Regions from separate parts of the Homo sapiens genome. Here region 1 is linked to region 2. A link is an interaction called in ENCODE POLR2A ChIA-PET data of the cell type or tissue named here. Cell type or tissue: Caco-2. All regions are shown on one strand. Each heading gives the region's core, and the rest is flanking DNA. Links, peaks and the distances in the headings are about the cores only. Region 1 overlaps SLC1A3 (solute carrier family 1 member 3). Region 2 overlaps SLC1A3-AS1 (SLC1A3 antisense RNA 1).

Region 1 (8,000 bases), core at 1-8,000, 57 kb after region 2:
TTGTAAAATAAGTTTCTACCTTCTAAGGATCAAATGGAGGTTAGTGGTGGGTGGCAAAGTTTGGCAGCAAGTATGTTTTGAGTACTTGAAAGTCTGATACACATTGCTAGAAATGCATCCTTCACATAAGGAAAACGTGCTTATGTGGTGTACACAGCACTTTCAGACACTTGACCTCACTTGGTAGCTGTCAAGTTACAGTTCAGATGTTTATTTAGCGGGAAGTTATATGGTGACTTCAAGTCACGTTCCCACAGGACATCTGCCTTCCATAAGCTAAACCCAAATGTTTGCTGCTAAAATCAAATAATGATGCCAATGTACCCAGTTCGGAGAAAAAAGGTTTATAGATTAAAGTTAATAGATTGAATTCTCTCAATTTTAAGATTTTTTCACTGTAAGCTTTTCTTCATCCTTTCTTGTCCTCTACTTTTCTGAATGCTAGCAGAAAAAGGGCTTGAAATCTTTGAAGTATTATGCCTAAATGATATTGGAACATTTGAAATTGTCAATCATGCTTAGATTTAATAGCTTTTACTGTTTATGGAAATATGCTTATAATTTTACTTTTATATTGCATAGGAGTTATATTTCACATAGTAAGTGTGCTCCTACTTTATATTATAGAATTCATAGAATTCAATATGTAAACATTTTTTATTATACCCATAAGAATGTTATGAATTTTCAGTATCTTGAGAACTACTACACTGATGTCTGGCTCTAAAACTATCTTCCAGATCCATGCCAAAAGAATGCTTTCAGATATGTCATGAAGCACAGAGTACCAAGATAAGACAACCAAATTCTATTCTAAATTGAAAAAGAAATGGCAAGATTCCAGTATAAAAGCTACTAATGTTTCCACTTTTTTTTTCTTAAATATTTAGTGTGTAGTTTAGGTATGCTGATAATAGGGATTTTTTTGTGTGTGAATCACTATATTACAATTGTAGAACATTTGTAATATACTTTCAGGGAGGTAGCTTTAAAATAATGAAACTTCAGCACTTAGCACAAACACTCTGGAGAACTATACACTGAAATTACAGCTCAACTAGAAATAACCTAGTTAAGAAACCTTAAAGTGCAGAAACAAACTCGGGAAAAGTTATAAACTTAAAAAGAATTACCAATATTAGAGGCACTGTCAGACTACAATACATTTTAGAATTGGAAGGACTTCTGAAAAAAGAATAAACAAACAAAGCTATGTGTGCCCATACATGCACATTATGCCATGATGAAAAATTTTGTCCCCAAATTTCACAGCATAAACATTTTATTGCATCATCCTATACTAAAGATGTATCATGCTCTGTCTGCAGGAGGGTTTTGGTAATTAATATAAAGCACTGGTACAGAAGCTTATACCAGAAATGGGAAGCAAGTCAATTGGTTAATGATTTGTTCAAGTGATCAGCTCTTGGTGTGTGTGTATGTGTGTGTGTGTGTGTATGTGTGTGTGTGTTGGGGCATTAAAGAAACATGAAATATGTTAATATAATCTTAAAATAGTACACCTGTCTTATGTTTCCTTTGCTTTCAAAAATGTAATAAAATATCTGCTATAAAATGATCAAGTGGTGGGTGTAGGTGGGGGTGGCAGTGTAGATGAAGGAGGGGGACCAGGGGTATTATAGATGAAACAAGATTGTGGTTTTATATATAGGGGTTCCCCTCTTTTTTCCCTTAACAGTACTGACAAGTCTTGGTAATATGGAGGTCATTTTAACAGCCTGGATCTAGGAAGCTTACGATCATCTTACTCTTCTTTTAGTATCCTTCTAAAGGATTAGCCAACAGCTCTTTTTGACTTATTACTTATCCTCAGAATCACAAAACTCAGCTACTGGCCACTCTTAATCCAATGCCTTATGAGAGGAAACTGGCTTGGTAATTTAGGGGAAATTTCTTCCCTTTGAAGAAAACCTGGATGGAAACTCAAACAATTGTTTTAAAAAATAAACACAAAGATGGCAAGCCTATATCCCCATATGAGGCAGTCCGGTTGAGAAGAGTGTTACACTGGTAGTATAGAAGTTGATGGGTTAGTGAAAGAAGTACATCATGGGGTAATGCACCGGCTTCCAGCCTGAGGATCTGAGATTATTGCAAGGATCTTCACCATGAAGAAGCAAAAAGAAGTCTATCTTGCCTGGTAAAATGAATTTGCAGACACTTAAGACTTAGGACCCTAGATTCTACCCAGACTCAAAATTGGAAGATCATTCAGGTAAATCCGTCCTTCAGCAGAGAATAGCACTATCCCAAAGTTTTCTTTCTGCTTATCATGAAATGACCACCAAATACCAAACAGAGGGAAAAAACAGAACTGTCCTCTGGAGGCATACAATTCATGACATGGCCACAGAAATCCTTATCTGGATATAGACCCTTCCCCCAGCCGCCCCCACCTCTTCCTCTCTCTCTCTGTCTATTTCTGCTAGCAGAAACTCCAGCATCTTTTTACTTGGCTTTATGGTGCACAGAGTCTTTTTATAACGGAATGCGGGTTCCCAGTCATTTCCAGGGTAATCAGTTTAGAAGTCTATTCAAATTAGAGTGAATGTAGTGGGGGTCTTCATGTTTGTGAGTGTGTGTGCGTGCGTGCATGCGCAGCGTACTTTCATGTTTTCCCTTATATATAGCATTTTCTATTTTACTTACACAAATAGTAAGCATTCATGCACCACCCGAGTAATAAAAATGACTTTAAATAAAACTGTATGGAATTTATAGTGGAGAATATCTTCTGAAGGAGTAGGAGAAAACAGCATCCTTTTGGGAGAATAATTTTGGGAGGTAATTTAGCAACATCTCTCTGGATTTTACATGCACATGCTTGGTGCTCTAACAGCTCTGCTTTTAGTCATCAATCATTCAGAAATAGACTACAAAGATACATACATGCTGAAGTTTACTGCAGAATTATTTGAAAGAGCAGAATATTAGAGATACCCTAATCATTCAGTGATAAGACATATCTGCATAGGAGAATACTATCCAAATAAAGCATATTACAGAACAATACATATGATTCCGTTTTCATAAAAACAATGGTATATTTGTGTGTAAGCTTTTAACAAAGCGTGTGAAAGATTAATAGTGCCGATGTTTTAGCAGCGATTGTGTGTCAGGCAGTATGTTTAATGTGTATTAACTTGCATATTCACAACAATCCAATGAGGTAGATACTACTATTATCCCCATCGTGTAGATAAAGAAACTGAGGCAGAGAGAGATAAAGTAGCCCATCGAAGGTCACTGAGCTGGGAAGTGGCCACGCTGGGCTTCCAACTCAGTCCTTCTAGCCTGAACACTTATTCCCTACCACACACTGCTTCTCCAGCAACAGGTCTAGCACTGTTAACGGTTGTTACCTTTGCAGAGTAGCATTTCACTTTTTACTTTATGCTCATCAATATTTGTATGTGTCATTTCTAATAGAGAATGCATTGCTTTTGTGATTAAAAATAACTAGCCAGGCGCGGTGACTCATGCCTATAATCCCAGCACTTTGGGAGGCCGAGACGGGTGGATCACAAGGTCAGGAGTTCGAGACCAGCCTGGCCAATATGGTGAAACCCCGTCTCTACTAAAAATACAAAAATTAGCTGGGCGTGGTGGCGGGCCCCTGTAGTCCCAGCTACTCAGGAGGTTGAGGCAGGAGAATCCCTTGAACACGGGATGCAGAGGTTGCAGTGAGCTGAGGTCGCGTCACTGCACTCCAGCCTGGGCGACAGAGCGAGACTCCATCTCAAAAACAAACAAACAAAAAACCATTAAAAATGGTACACTTCTCAGGCAGGATGAACTTTGCTCCAGATGCCACAAAAATACATCAAACATGGTCCTAGTGGAACCCTCCAGTTTAGTTTGGAGCATGACAGCATGTGCTGGTAATGTATGAGTGACAGTGACAGGTACTCCAGGGAGGGATCAATAGGGCTAACTTTACGGAAAGATTGAAAGCTAAGCTTTCAATTTACTTTGAAGTAGGTAAAGAATTCTGATGGAGCTAGGGAAGAGGGAAGCATACTAAGGATGAAGTGCTGAGGGCATTAGGACGTTGAGAGAGGGACAGGGTTTCTGCCAGGAGAGCAGCAGGCAATAAAGCTGGTAGAGGGGCTTGCGAAGGCTGCTAAGGCTCTTATTTGTCCTGCCAAGAATGCAGACTCTGTCCTCTAGGCAATGCAAAGAATGTGCCAGATAAAGACACAGTACCTTCAAGAAGCCTCTATGAGGAAGATAGACATGTTAACAGTGCATTCCATTGTGATGCAGTAACTGTGATAAGGTGGAAACGTATCTACACCTCTGCGACCCTGTATTAGCAGGGGAAAGCCAGGGAAGGCTTCCTAGAAGAGGGGGTATCTGAACTAATAAAGGTATCAACTAAAGTAGTAACAGTGGGGGACTGTGGCGCCAGAAAACAACAATTCTAGAAAAACTGTAAAGTGGTAGTTTTCAACCATGGGTGCACAATAGAATCATCTAGAGAACTACAAATAAATGTCAACTCCCAAGCTCCATTTCAGATCAATTAATTAAAGAACTCTGGGGTGGGGGGCAGGGATTGGAAGCTGGGCACTACCTCTATGTAGTGCAATTAATCTGATGGGACAGTGCATCCTCTCAGAATGTGAGCTCTAGAAATTAGAAGAGCCTAAGACAGTGTCTCACTTCGGAAGTATTCCCCACCTCCAACCCCAACCTGCCACCTCCAATCCTTAGGCACAAACCTCCAAGTCAGAATTAACCAGGTAACTCACTCTCTTGGAAACCATGATATCAGCAGAAGAAACCTGCAGTTCCACAGCATTCTGAAGGAGATTTATTAAGTTGATAATTTAAGGGTGGAAAATCTTATTTTTCCTAGAGATAAAGGAAGCTTTAAATTTTCCTTTCTTATTTACCTTTTCTTTAAATTTTTCAAAAATTTCTTCCAAACGAGAACTGATCAAAATCTCTGGCTCACTTGAAGCTGCTGAAATTAGCAAATAAGAATTTCTAACTCACACAGGCTCAAGCCTTCTGGAAAGCAGCATCTCACAACAAAGCCGTATGCCTTTTATTACTGATCTTTTAATTGAAGAACAATTCCATTTTTGCCACAAAAATCTTTCCACACTCAGTTCTGCAGGATTTAGTTGACCACAAGCTTAACTCCTCTAAGCCAATGGTTTGTCGTGGCTGGTAAAGCAGCGGACCCAACCTTGGCCTGCATTAATAGAGGATTGGATCTAGACCACTGTCCCTACCCAGTCACATGACATCTGGAGCACCAGGATCAGCTCTGGGAGCACAGTGGATGGTGGAGAGGCAATCAAGATGGTGGAAGTCCTGGAGAACAGGCACAGAAGAAGCACTGGGACACTTTGCTTATGCTTAGGTGCCCAAGAGACTGCTAGGTGCTCCCCTGAGACCATCTGAAAGACTGCCATCCTAATTGTGCCAAATAACACAATTAGGACCAATAGGTGGACCTCACAGAAGACAGACTTCGTAGTTGAGACCACCTAAGAATGGACCATTTAGGGGAGCTCCATGGCCACTTTCCAGGGGCTGGAGAGGGGATTCCTGCTCTGGTAGCAAGGTTGCATGAGCCCAGAGATCCTCAGGTCTCCTGGCTCCCTTCCTGCAAGCTCCCTTCGAAAGGGAAGGTTTCTGTCGTTGAAAGCCTGTCAAGCACCTTTTCTCCTTTACTTCCCATTTGTGAGGCCATGTTCCTCAGGTTGACTTTTCTTGGGAATTTCACAGGGCCCCACCTCTGGTTCTTTCTGCATTTAATGGTGAAAGACTCAGGTGAGAGGAAAACAATTCAGGGCAAAAAAAAAAAAAAAAGAAAGAAGAAAGGAAGAAAAAGAAAGGAAGGAAGGGGAGAAAGAAAGAAAGGAAAGAGAGAGAGAAAAGGAAAGAGAGAGAAAGAAAGAAAGAAAAAGAAAGAAAGAAAGAAAGAAAGAAAGAAAGAAAGAAAGAAAAGAAAGAAAGAAAGAAAAAGAAAAGACCCCCTTCTTCTCTGCTAATAGAGTTATTTCCCAGCAAGGAAGCCCGAATACTGGAGAGGCAGGGCAAGAGACGGGTGCATCGTTCCTTCCCTAAGTTGTTCCTTCATTGAGATGATACTACCCATGTCACTGATACCATGAATACTGCAATCATGAGTCCATCTCCCAACCAGACGTTGAACGCCTTGAGGGCAGAAATCTTGTCTTCTCCATTTTGGTATCCTCAGCTCCTAGAGAAGCACCTGGCATATAAAGATCCTCAACAAATGCTTACTGAATGAATCATCTGTAATGGAAAGGTAAATTCTTTTTGGTATAGCTAGACTTAAATGGCTTTATACCTCACCAAAACCTAAATACACACACACACACACACACACACACACACACAAACATTTAATTACCCAGATTTGCTTTCTACATGATGCAAAAAAAGTTTACCCCACAGATAGGTTCTTCCCACTACATTATACAACCTCCCTTTCTAGACAGGCATTCCTTAGCTTCCCTTCCCACATGTTTGTGATTAGCCCCTAGAGAGACAATGAAGCAGGCCCAATACGTTGGTTTCAGAAGAACTGGGCTGAAGCTTCATAATGATTGCCTTGTTTCCAGGCCGCCATGAAGTGTGTTTGAGTGTTAAGATGGAGACTCAGTTCGCCTCAAGTTTTGGTCAGCCCGAAAATCTCCGCTCACAACATGGGTGCAGTGTGTGGAATTTGCTGCCCCGTGGAATCCAGGGTGTTACACATTGGGGCTGAGTTTCTCAGAAAAGACACAGCAGTTGTATAACCAATGAAAATATTTACAATTATGCAGCTGTGATAAGGTAATCGAATTCCATGCCGCAGGGCAGAAACCTATCCCTTCCAGTAATGAGGTAGGAATTCTCGCTGGCTCCCATGTTGTTACCGGATTAATTTTATGGTTTCTTCAATTTACCTTAATAGGAAAGTGGTTGCTTCAGGGATCACAGACAAATGAGACTTGTGAAATCTGGAGCCTTAGTTCCGTGTCCCTGACTTGAAGCTCTGTCTTCTTGCTCTAGAATTTTCATTTATACAATGGGAACCGCCAGAAGACAGCTCTTGCTGCTACTCTTACCGCCAACAGCTACCATTAATTGAGCACACACTATGTGCCAGGCATAAATCCTCACAACAACCTTGTGACACAGGTATCTTATCACTTACATTTTATAGAGAATGAAAGGGAAGCCTAAAGAAATTCCTCCCTGCGTTAGATACTGTTTTTTTTTTTTTTCAATACAACGTACGGGTAGGTGTTGAGGGGGGCAGGTGGTGAAATCTACAGCTCCTTTTCTTGTCCATAAATGCTCAGAGTATTCAAACAGGCCTCAGACATACACCAGAGCCATGGCAATGCATAGTTTAAGATATTAAATTTCTCTTAAGTGATTTCGACTCATTTTGCAAGCCCTTGACAAACCCTTCAGATGCGAAGATTTAAGAATTGTCTAGCCCTTTTGTGTTACACGAAATGACAAAACTTTAGTTCACTCTTACTGTAACTGTCATCTCTCTGAAGCCAAAGGACCGTACTTTGAGGTACAACATTTATTATTTTTAATTAAGAAAGCCCTTTGCTGGTGATTCTAGCTCACTGCCTTCAACAGTCATTGAGTCCCACATTTGACTGAAGTTGTTGGTCTATAGATTTGAAAAGAAGCTGCCCAAATAATATGTGACACATCATAGAGCTTGTCACATGGAGAGGAGAGGACCAGAGAGGCAGGTGTTGTGTTTTGTTTTTCTGGTTTTTAAATTTATTTGTTTTATTTTGGATAAAAAAAAAAGTATTGTTAGAGTTTTCTAAGGACAAATGGGTTCCAAAGAGCTCTTGTCTTTAGATATGTTCAGGAAGAAGCTGGACAGTCATTTGGAAGGGACACTGCAGGAATGTCTGGACCACCAGATCAGTGCTTTCCAAAGTGGGATAGGTGTTCTGGTGGTGTGGAAATCCTACCTT
Region 2 (10,301 bases), core at 483-8,482:
TAAATAATATAGGTAAATTAATTTACATTTTAATAGCTCCTGCCATATTGGATCACATAGCTGTCCAAACATGGAAAAAACAAGCTCCTCCATCTGAAGCCCAAACTTGAGTACAGGCTTTTGCAAAATTCTGCAGAAGTATATTCTTAAGTTTACAGAAATGAAGTCTGATGGAAAGCTGTACAATTCATTTCCAAGCGTGTCGTGGCTCCCGTTTGTTCTCAAGTTCTCTTGAGCAAGTCATCATGCAGTCAGTCTGTGGACTCACGTGTAGACACCACCTGTTGTCTATAGGGTGGCAGCTCCATTAAAATAACATTCACATCTATAGGGGAACATGGGGGAGATGCCTAAGTGGTCTGTTATGGAATTGCCCTAAAATCCCTCCAAAGACATTGAGATGCTAACTAGAAAAAATTGCTTCTTTTTTCCCCCTCTTCATTTCTGTCAAATTTAATTTTCTTGTTTTCTTTTCCTGAAACTCTAGTAGCTGTCAAGAATGTATTGCTGGAAGCCAAATCTGTCATTTTGTCTTCGGCAGTTGAAGAACTTTCATTTTTCTTTCTAGGAGTAATGCATTTCTACTTAGAGAACAGCTAAGTGAAAATGTACTCCTGAAACAAGATTTTTTCTGCAGGCTTCCTTGAATTTGTCAAAAAGACAAAAATCTTACCAGCTTCACTTTGTAATAATGCCCCAAAGTTACTTGGAATCATCTTCCACCTACTTTTCTTGTCTCTATTATTTAATATGTGTAGTAGGGAAGAAGAAAATGAACACATTTACAATTTAAGGTTCTGCTTATACATGTATTGTCAAAGCTAATTGTTTTAAACAAGGTGTTTTATCTTTGATTAAAGTGATCAATGCCTATAAGTATAAAAGAAATGATAGTAGAGTTTCATGGTCTCTTTCATAACACAGTCCCATACTTAACACTTTGATGTGCTGACACTGATAATGAAGATACAAGGCCTGACTTAAGCAATAGTTAGCCTTCAAAATAGAAAGGTGAATGGTACATTCATTTCTGAAATTCCTGAGGTTTTTCCTTGCTCTACTCAGTTAGACAGAGAAGCATTAAAAAAAAAAAAAATCCCCATTGCAGAGAAGGAAACTGAGACCACCAGTCAATCAAAGGGAGGATTTTTACTTTCCCAAAACAACTGGGTATCAGCAATGTCAAATATTCAACATAACTTGTAAGCCCTCCTAGCACTACCTTCAAAGCACATAAGGCATCTCTTCAGGTCAGCCATTTGCTCCTGACACAGACCTGATGTCTACTGCTTGTGTAATTGATGTTAACAATGGATACTGAGAATTCCCCAAGAGAATTTTACTGTTTTCATTAAGTTGGTCAAGTAGAAAAGGTGAATACTATTGTCATCCCTGCCCTAACAATGTGATTAACATTTTATCTCTCTGAGTTCCTCTCCCCTCCTTACCCTTTATCCCTATCAGGGGCAGACTCATATCATGATAATGTCATTGCTACACAGCTCAAGTTCACTGTCACCCAAGAGGGTCTCCTGGAGCTTACACATGACAGGCAATGGTATTAGAGGTGAAATATACAGAAGCAATGGCATTAGAAATATACAGAATGTATAAATAAATATGCAGAAGCATTGGCATTAGAGATGAAATGTAAACTTTCCATAAACATTGTGAATGCCCGATTCAAGGAAAGTATGTTCTGTCCGAATCGGAAACACCTTTTAGCTACAGTGGTTCTGAGGAAGGTACCTCTGCGAGGATGTTAAAAAAATATGTAAAGGTGTATTTTTCATTGTCACAGCAACAAGGATGAAAAGGTGGAAAATGGGAAAGGGTGATGGGGATGGTAGAGGGGTGGGGACCTACCAGCATCTGGTGTCCAGGACTCAGGGATGTCAAATGCCTGCAATTCTCAGGGCATTCCCACCTTATGAATTGTCTCACCAAAAATGTCAGTAACACCTGTACTGGGAAAGAATGGAAGGGGAAGTGCGCAGCACTCAAATAGTTGCTAACAATGGTCATTTGAAATTCACCATTTTACATACATATATATATACAATTTAAATTTATATATATATATACTTAAATTTATTTTTTTACTCTGTGCCAGGCACTGGGGTACAATGGTTTTTTAAAAAACCCACTTTTTGCCCTAAAGAAGCATATAGTTGGTGGGAGACAGACCACATTCTGCCATGATATCAGTAACCTGGGAGGCCAAGGGGAACAAAGAGGGGTCTGGAAAGGCTTCCTGAAACACCTGCTGCCTCCACTGAAGTAGGAGTTGGAGTCAACAAGGAGGTGGGCCGAGTGGTTTGGGGTGCGAGGGGACAGTTGGGGTAGGGAGGTGATGTTTCCAGATGAGGACCAGCATGTGTAACTAAGGCCTGGAGTTATGAGAGCACAGTGCCATGGGGGGCAAGTTTGTTCTGTGGCTATTTCCTTCCAACAGAGGCGAGGACTGCAAATCAGGATGGAGAGGGAAGCAGGGGTTCAGTAATCAGAGACCCTGACACTCCGTGCAGGAATTTATACTTTATCCTGGAGCCATGAGAAGCCACTGCAGAGTTTAAATTAAGGGAATGACAAGAACCCATGTCAGGGATGGCACATTGAATTGAGAGCTCTCTTAGTGTCAGTATTATTGTCCCTTGCCTTTAGACACTGGGCAGGAAATCTGCTGAGAGTCACCTGAGAGTCATTGAGGCCTTTCTATTGACCTCTCCTTGAAGCTGCGCTACTGTGCAGCCACAAAGGCAGGACTGGCCTCACCAGCGTAGCCAGATCACTATCACTGTCATCAACCATCTGGCAAGGAAGTGCCTTCTACCAGCAGAGACTGCTCTGCCTTCGAGATCACAGGCTCATTGGGAGGCTGGAACTACATAACTCCAGCATCCCCTCCAGGAGAAGGATGGTTAAGGCCAAAGACTACAGAATCCAACTATCCAAGTTGGAATTCCAATTTCACCATTTGTTGACTTCGTGACCTCGGGCGGATCATTTAACCTCAGTTTTTTTCATCTGTAGAATGAAGATAATGATAATAATGATCTCATAGGTTTTTGTAAAGATTAGATGAGATAATATATATAAGAACCCAGCACTTAATAATCACTCAATAAGCATTAGCTATTATTACAACAGAAGGCAAAGAGTCAAATTCAGCTCAAAAGTTAAGAGTGTGCCTTCTGGAGCTACAGTGTTGGGTTTAAAAATTTAGTCCCAAGACTTGTGGCCTTGGGCAACCTGCTTAAACTCACCCCACCTCATTTTCTTCATCAGTGAAACAGAGGGAAGATGATAGTCTTGACTTCAGAGGGCTGACATAGCTCGATTTTAACAGTGTACATCTCAGAACAACACCTGGCTCATAGTAGGCACTCCATAAATATTAGCTATTATTTCAATGGAGTAAGCCAGACAAAAAATGATAGAAAGGAAGTGGGACTCAAGACTTTGAAGGAATAGAGCGTGCCTTAAATAAAATGACAGAAGGAAGAAGGGAATCAACATTTGGATGCTTAATAGGTATGTGGAACTTAACATCAAAGAAGTTGTTTTGAGAGTTAAATAAGATACCCCAATGCCCAATGTAGATTGTTTTCTTATCCCAATTTTGCAGCTGAGTCTTACAGAGTTTAGATAGTTTACCTGGGATCACGTGTTAGGCTGTGGACCCTGGCTGCATCCGACTCTAAATCCTTGATCTTTCTCTCCAGCTTGCTGAGTCCAGCTGCATGGAGAAGGTAGGTGGTCCAGGAGAGGAGGGGGACGAGGAATCAATTCTGCTGGAGTCGTCGGGGTTGGTGCCTGGTTCCCAGGTGCATACTTTTAAGTTCAAGATGCTGGGGTGCTGGCCTCTCAGTGACCACCAGATGTCAGTGCTAACAAGAGATTCCTCTACTTGGTTGTTTCCAGAGCTAGGTGCCAGGGCACGCTTATTCATTTGGCAAGCAGCACCAGCAGGTACTGTCTAAGAGAAGCTTAACTTGGTCTTGGTGCCCATCTTCACATTCATCAGTGTGGGGTGATTTTGGAAGGCTAGGTCAGAAGAACATATATTACAGAACCCAGAACTGAATTTGGAAATGTGTGGTGGTAGAACACTTGGCTCTTTAATATGAAAGTCCACAGCATCACTTCCTAAGAAACAGTTTGTATTTGGAAGATAAAAGCTCCTTGAAGGTGATCAGTTCTGGAAACAGCAAGCCAGTCAAACTCTTGAATTCAAGGGGTGGAAAAATTATTGATTGGTGATGGATTATTGATCAGAAAAAGCTTGGAACTGTGGCTTTACACTTATTAATCATGAAATGGAAGTTACTCAAGTTACAAGCCTATACACACATGCGCACAATTATAATAAAAATTTCCTGAAACAATACTTTAATACATGTGATATTTTCTGTTCTATTCTGCTCTATTCTTTCACTAAAAAATACTAATTGGGACCCTCTAAACTGACAACCTACAGTTTGAAAAACACTGGCCTAGGCCGGGTGCAGTGGCTCACGCCTCTAATCCTAGCACTTTGGGAGGCCGAGGCGGGTGGATCACGAGGTCAGGAGATCGAGACCATCCTGGCTAACACGGTGAAACCCCGTCTCTACTAAAAATACAAAAAAATTAGCCGGGCGCGGTGGCGGGCGCCTGTAGTCCCAGCTACTCGGGAGGCTGAGGCAGGAGAATGGCGTGAACCCGGGAGGCAGAGGTTGCAGTGAGCCAAGATAGTGCCACTGCACTCCAGCCTGGGCGACAGAGCAGTACTCCGTCTCAAAGAAAAAAAAAAAAAGAGAAACACTGGCCTAGGAGATATTACCACAGTATGTTTCAGATGAAGTTCTTGGTTTGCAGTGCTTGACCAGACATAATTTCCATGGTTAAAACAGTCTAAGGGGAAAAACACCTGCTTTGGATTTGGAGAGAGACTCAAATTGCGATTTTTACCTGGAGTAAGCTGCTTATTTTCTGAACCTCAACATTTTCATGTGTGAAATGAGGAGAATTCTGTCTATTCACAGGATCACTGTGAGGCACCTGCTACACAACAGCCTTCCTCCCTCCCTCCTTCCCTCCCTCCCTTTTTTCATTCCTTCCTTCCTGTCTCTCACTCTCTTTTTTAGAGACAAGGTCTCGCTTTGTGGCCCAGGTTGGAGTACAATGTCACGATCATAGCTCACTGCGGCTTCAAACTCCTTGGCTCAGGCAGTCCTCCTGCCTTGGCCTCCCGAGTTGCTGGGATTATAGGTGTGAGCCACCGTGCCCAGCCCAGGCTATATATGCCTTTCCCTTCTGTACTTGAAGGTTTTTATACTATATGTGGTAAGAGAACTTTACAATTTCACTAAAGGAGGGCATTTCTAATGTGGAAGGGGGATTAAGTTCTAAAACCAGCAACTGGGAATCTTTAAGAATAGAGTAATCCTGCTTGTGTAGTCCAGCCACATCGATGCTCAAAAGCAGCGTGCTGGATGAACTGCCTCGCAGAGGTGTGGGGAGAGGAAGATACGTCAGTTTACGGTGTTGCTTTCACTGGAATGCCTCTGTCTGACCCTCTGACCCTCTAAGCATGACTTATTTCTGGTAGGGCCCTCTTCTTGGCTTGCAGACAGCTGCCTTCTCACTGTGTCCTCACATGGCCTTTGCTTGGTGTGTGCTTGTGGAAAGAGATCTCTCTCTCTCTCCTTGTACTTGGAAAGCCACCAATCCTATTGGATTTGGACCCCATCTTTGTGACCTCATTTAACCCTAATTACCTCCTATAAGCCTCATCTCCAAATATAGTCACATTGGGGGTTAGGGCTTTGACATATGAATGTTGGTGAAGGGTGGGAGAACACAATTCAGTCCATAGCACCCTATATTACACAGATATTAAAATGTACCTCCCTGGAGGGAGGGGCTTTATCAACATTGCCCATTACAGTAGGCATCCCATAAATACCTGCTAAATAAATGAAAAGAGGAATTGTGTTTTCTCTGTACATTCTAGTGTTAATGCGGGCACATTTATGACCCCATTATAATAACACCGGAAGCAAGCACCTTTTATCAAGCACGAATATATGTCAGTGACTTCACCTTTCTTTCTGATCTAATCCTCAACAATCCTGGAAATTAGGAATGATTTTCATCATGATAGGAATCAGAGGAGGCAAGGAGAGGTTAAGAAACTTGCCCAAGGTCACACAGCTCATAGGCAAAGCCAGGATTAGCATCCTGCTCTGTCACCTCTGAGGTCTGTTTCTTTTTAGAGTCTAGACCAGTGGTTCTCAAACTTGGGTGTGCATCAGAATCCCCTGGTCAGCTTCTTAAGACAGATGGCTGGGCAGGGCAAGGTGGCATGCACCTGTAGTCCCAGCTACTTGGGAGGCTTTAGCAGGACGATCACTTGAGCCCCAGGACTTCCAGGCTGCAGTGCGCTATGATTGTGCCCGCGAATAACTACTGCACTTCAGCCAGGGCAGCACAGCAAGATCCATCTCTAAAAAACTCCCCCAAACCAAAAAACAGATTGCTGGGGTCTACCCTCTGAGTTTATGATTCAGTAGGTCTAGGGTGGTGTCTGAGAATTTGTATTTCTAAGTTCCCAGGGAATGCTGATACTGGTTGTGGGACCACACTTTGAGAATCAGTGCTGTGGCCACAGAGCATGAGTTCCTTTTTCCTTCAGCCATCGGAACTGTTTCCTGGCTCTCCAGCCTTCCTTGAGCCCCTCAGGGAGGAGTTTGCTGTAAGCGCTCCTCTTTGCACGTTGTCTGGTCCGGGCTGCTCTGGGTCATCGGGGCCTAGAGAAAGGTCTTGGCCGCAGGGTGGCAGCAGCGGCCCAGGTACAGAAAGTTTGTCCCCGCGCTCAGGACAGCTAATAAGCGCACCATCAACTGGGTTCCCACCGGGCCAGGGCCGGCTGGCTCTCCGTCCCCGCTTGGCAGGGCAGGGAGGAGGCCAGTGGGAGGGGGTCTGGCAGAAGGGGAGGTCGCTGGCACACGAAGGGGCGGTTTTGTTCTCTGGTAGACTCTGGGAGAGGAAGCTGGGTGGTCTCCTCAGAACATCGGATTGTGCCCTTCACAAAACGGCCACGCAGCGCGGGGCCGCTGGGAGAGCCCGCGGGACAAAAGGCCTCTGCGGAGGCGAGCAGGGGTTGCTGGGCCGCCCCGGGCGCAGAGGCCCGGGCCCCTCCGTGAAGAAGCCTGGCAGTGTCTCATGATGCCGGTTTCCAGGGGTGACGACCTCCGCAAAGCGTCCCCCCCGGGCAATGTAGGTCTGTGGCCTCCTCGGGGAGTTCCTTCCAGCTCACAGCAGGTCCAGATGGCACCGGGAGCCACTCTCCCTTCCTCCAGCGTCACCCCGTGCCTCTTCCTCCCTACTGAGCCAGTGTTGTTCTGAACATCTTAAGAATCTCCCTGAGTGCCAGGAACTGTGCTGAGAATCTTATATCTAGTTATTATCTATTTAATTCTCATTACACCATAATAAAGAAGGTATTATGATACCCATTTACGATAGGGAAGTTGAAGTTTAACCTATCATATGCTAAGGGCAGTTGACCATTTAACTAAGCGTTTTAACTCTAGCATCCCCTCCAATACACAGACACTTGATATGAAAGTTGATTTGGAGACGGTAGGTTTCATGCAATCCCCACATCTACAGATGAGGATGCTGAGGTGCAGGGAATGGACCAGCCAGGGTCTCTGAACTGCTTAAGAATTCAGGTATAACAAGTGTGGATTCAACCCATCCCCGTGTAGAAGTTTGAGTTCAACCACCACTCTGAAGCGGAAGGCCTTTAAGTTTTAGGAAGCGTAAAGCTATTTTTAGTCTAGCCATGTGAGTTTTCTAACATGCCTGCTGACTTTCTCATGTTTGTTTTCCACTTCTTTAGCTAACAGCTCCTCATGGGCTTAAATGAAAGAAGGCCTCACTGAGGCACTGGAGTGCCAAGGGCAGGGGAATTTGGTTATAGCATTCAGAGGTTTGTGTTGCCGACAAAAATCTTTGCGTGCTGAGTTCTCCCCAGGGCAGGCCAGTCATCAGTTCATTGTGCAGGGCTGAGCTGACTTCCAAATGGTCTTTATTTTCCCCTGTGACAGCTATGTCTGGAAGCTCCTGGCTGGCTGCTTCCAGGACTTATGATCCTCTGAAGCTAAGAGTTGGAAAAGAAATAAAAAAGTTGTCATCTGACACCATCTTCTAGGACACTCACTACCATCTTTACATGATTTTGCATATGTCATTATTGGAAAGAGTTTATGATTTGATTTTGTTCCCCTTGTGCGGTGTCAGTTGGGTCCTGTTTTTTCATATCCTTCAGACTTGGCTTAAAAAGGGGTTTTTTTTGGGAATGATTCCCATTCATGGAGGCTGGAGTTCCCTGAAGAGACTGAAAAATGCCTCATTCTCAACTTTACAGAGACTGGAAAATAATCAACTTTGAATAGCACAATATGAAAAAAAATGGGTGCTTTTCTAATAGGTGCTCCCCAAATGAAAAAAATGTGTCCGTCTTTGGAGAACAATATGTGAATGCCAAAATTTTCAGCCCTGTAATGGATTACAGAAAATATTTTATGTTGGGGCAGTGGGGAGGGTAGAAGTAAGGAGTGAGAGAAGGAAAGAAGAAAATAGGAGAGGGAAGAAAACAAAAGCAGATGTCAGTCTTAAATATCTCAACTATGGATAACTGAGGTATTGCTTAATTTATTCAAGACAGTTTTGTGAAATCCTAAAGGTGATTCATCAAGCTTTTTAACTATGGCCACAAGATTTACAAGCACATAATAAGTGATAATGTCACCAGAACAATTAATAGTAGGAGATGTTAGATCTAAATTGCTTTTTAAAGCATGTTTTTGCTTTCAGAGAAAAATTCAAAATGGGGGTGATTATTTTATAATGAAGATCCCCCCACTCCAAGCAACCTCTTTCACCTATAATATCAGCTTCATTGAAGCAAATACAAATTGTTCTGAGTTCCACATTTCAAGTGTCTAGAGGGTTGCCAGATTAACACATAAAATTACAGGATGCCCCATGCAGTATTTTGCATACTTACACCACCACATTGTTATTTAATACTCATACTAAAACATTGTTATTTACCCGAAATTCAAATTTAACTGTGTGTCTTGTATTTTATCTGACAACCCTACTTATATGTGGAATTCAGCATGCTGTGAATGTTTCAAAATTGAAGGTTGAGACAGCAGTTTTGTGGGCACGATGAGACATGACCTGCAGGAAACCGTTACCATGCCACCTTCTGAGTACCTGTCTGTAGCTGCAAAACATGTAAGTGACAGAAGAGGGAGATGAGAATCCGGAAGAGGAGATGGGAGAGAAGGGAGATGAGGCACAAGGGAGACAAAACAGGATACCCAGAAAGGAAGGGGGTCCTCTGGGGAGGCTATTGAAGAAGCAGGGTGAACAGAGGGAAAAGTGACATGGGGGCACTGAGGAATTTTAAACCTGACTTGATGGCTTTCACAGATTGCTCCCTCTCGGCACTGCAGACTTGGAATTCGATGTTACCCAAGTGAGATCTCTAAGAGGAAGTGCCCCAGCTCCCTTTAGAGCTCCCCGCGGAAGCGGCCCAAGGTGAGCTCCGCATTCCCCCTGGTGGCCACTATGAGGCTCGCTCCCCGGACGCCGCCTCGCGGATCTCGTAGATTTCTCATCTCCCGCTTTCCCTCTAGGACGCTGCCCATCACCTCCCTCGCTCTCCCTTCCTTCTTATTGTCAGCGTATTCATTCGGAGCCCTCCCTCGGCGTGACACGTCCCGACTGCTTTGGCCCCAGGACGCGGCCACACAGAGCCGGCCATTGTTGCTCCAGTTCTGGGACCACCCGGGTGGGAGAAGGGGAAGCGCGGCCGCTGCGGAGGCCGCTCGACTGACGGCAGCCTGGGGTCGGGGCCCGCGGCCACCCGGAAGGAGGGCGTGCGCCCGGCCCTGCCCAGCCCGCAGGCAGCCACAGCCCCGCAGCCCCTGCGGCGGGGATCCAGCCTTCCCGCCACGCTTCCTCCAGGCCCGTTCAGCTAACAGAACTCACACTTCTGTTTTCAACACTGTGTAGATGAGTCAAGGATTTTACTTTTTTTTCTATGCCTTTACTTATAGGTATAGTGAGGTAAAGTGAGATTTTTTCTCTTGAAAAGGAGAATTTTGCTTGGGTGGGAAGGGACAGTGGTGGTACCAGGATGAATGTGGATACAGGAGGACATAGACTCCTAACTTCTGAGGGTAGGATTTAAATATTTTGTTAAATGTAATAACTTATAAGAAACATTTTAAAAA

The links. Peaks named below come from ENCODE experiments on the same cell type or tissue, not always from the same donor. Only the 100,000 strongest peaks of a DNase experiment are listed, where the experiment ranks them.
Region 1: POLR2A ChIA-PET joins it to region 2 with 9 read pairs; 3 of 35 experiments call an interaction of 5 or more read pairs at or near these places.

What each region holds. Positions count from the first base shown.
Region 1 is chr5:36,634,448-36,642,447 of GRCh38, reverse strand. The region is part of intron 3 of SLC1A3 (solute carrier family 1 member 3); the gene reads right to left. Among named protein-coding and RNA genes, the nearest start is that of SLC1A3, 32 kb to the right of the region's middle. In Caco-2, for the core only: no CTCF peak of the experiment used is centred there; DNase peaks (open chromatin) are centred at 4,137 and 6,195.
Region 2 is chr5:36,689,842-36,700,142 of GRCh38, reverse strand. The region is part of intron 1 of SLC1A3-AS1 (SLC1A3 antisense RNA 1); the gene reads left to right. Among named protein-coding and RNA genes, the nearest start is that of SLC1A3-AS1, 30 kb to the left of the region's middle. RefSeq lists silencers at 3,722-4,016, 9,849-10,048. In Caco-2, for the core only: CTCF peaks have their summits at 3,901 (motif pointing right) and 6,854 (motif pointing right); DNase peaks (open chromatin) are centred at 3,882, 5,562 and 6,832.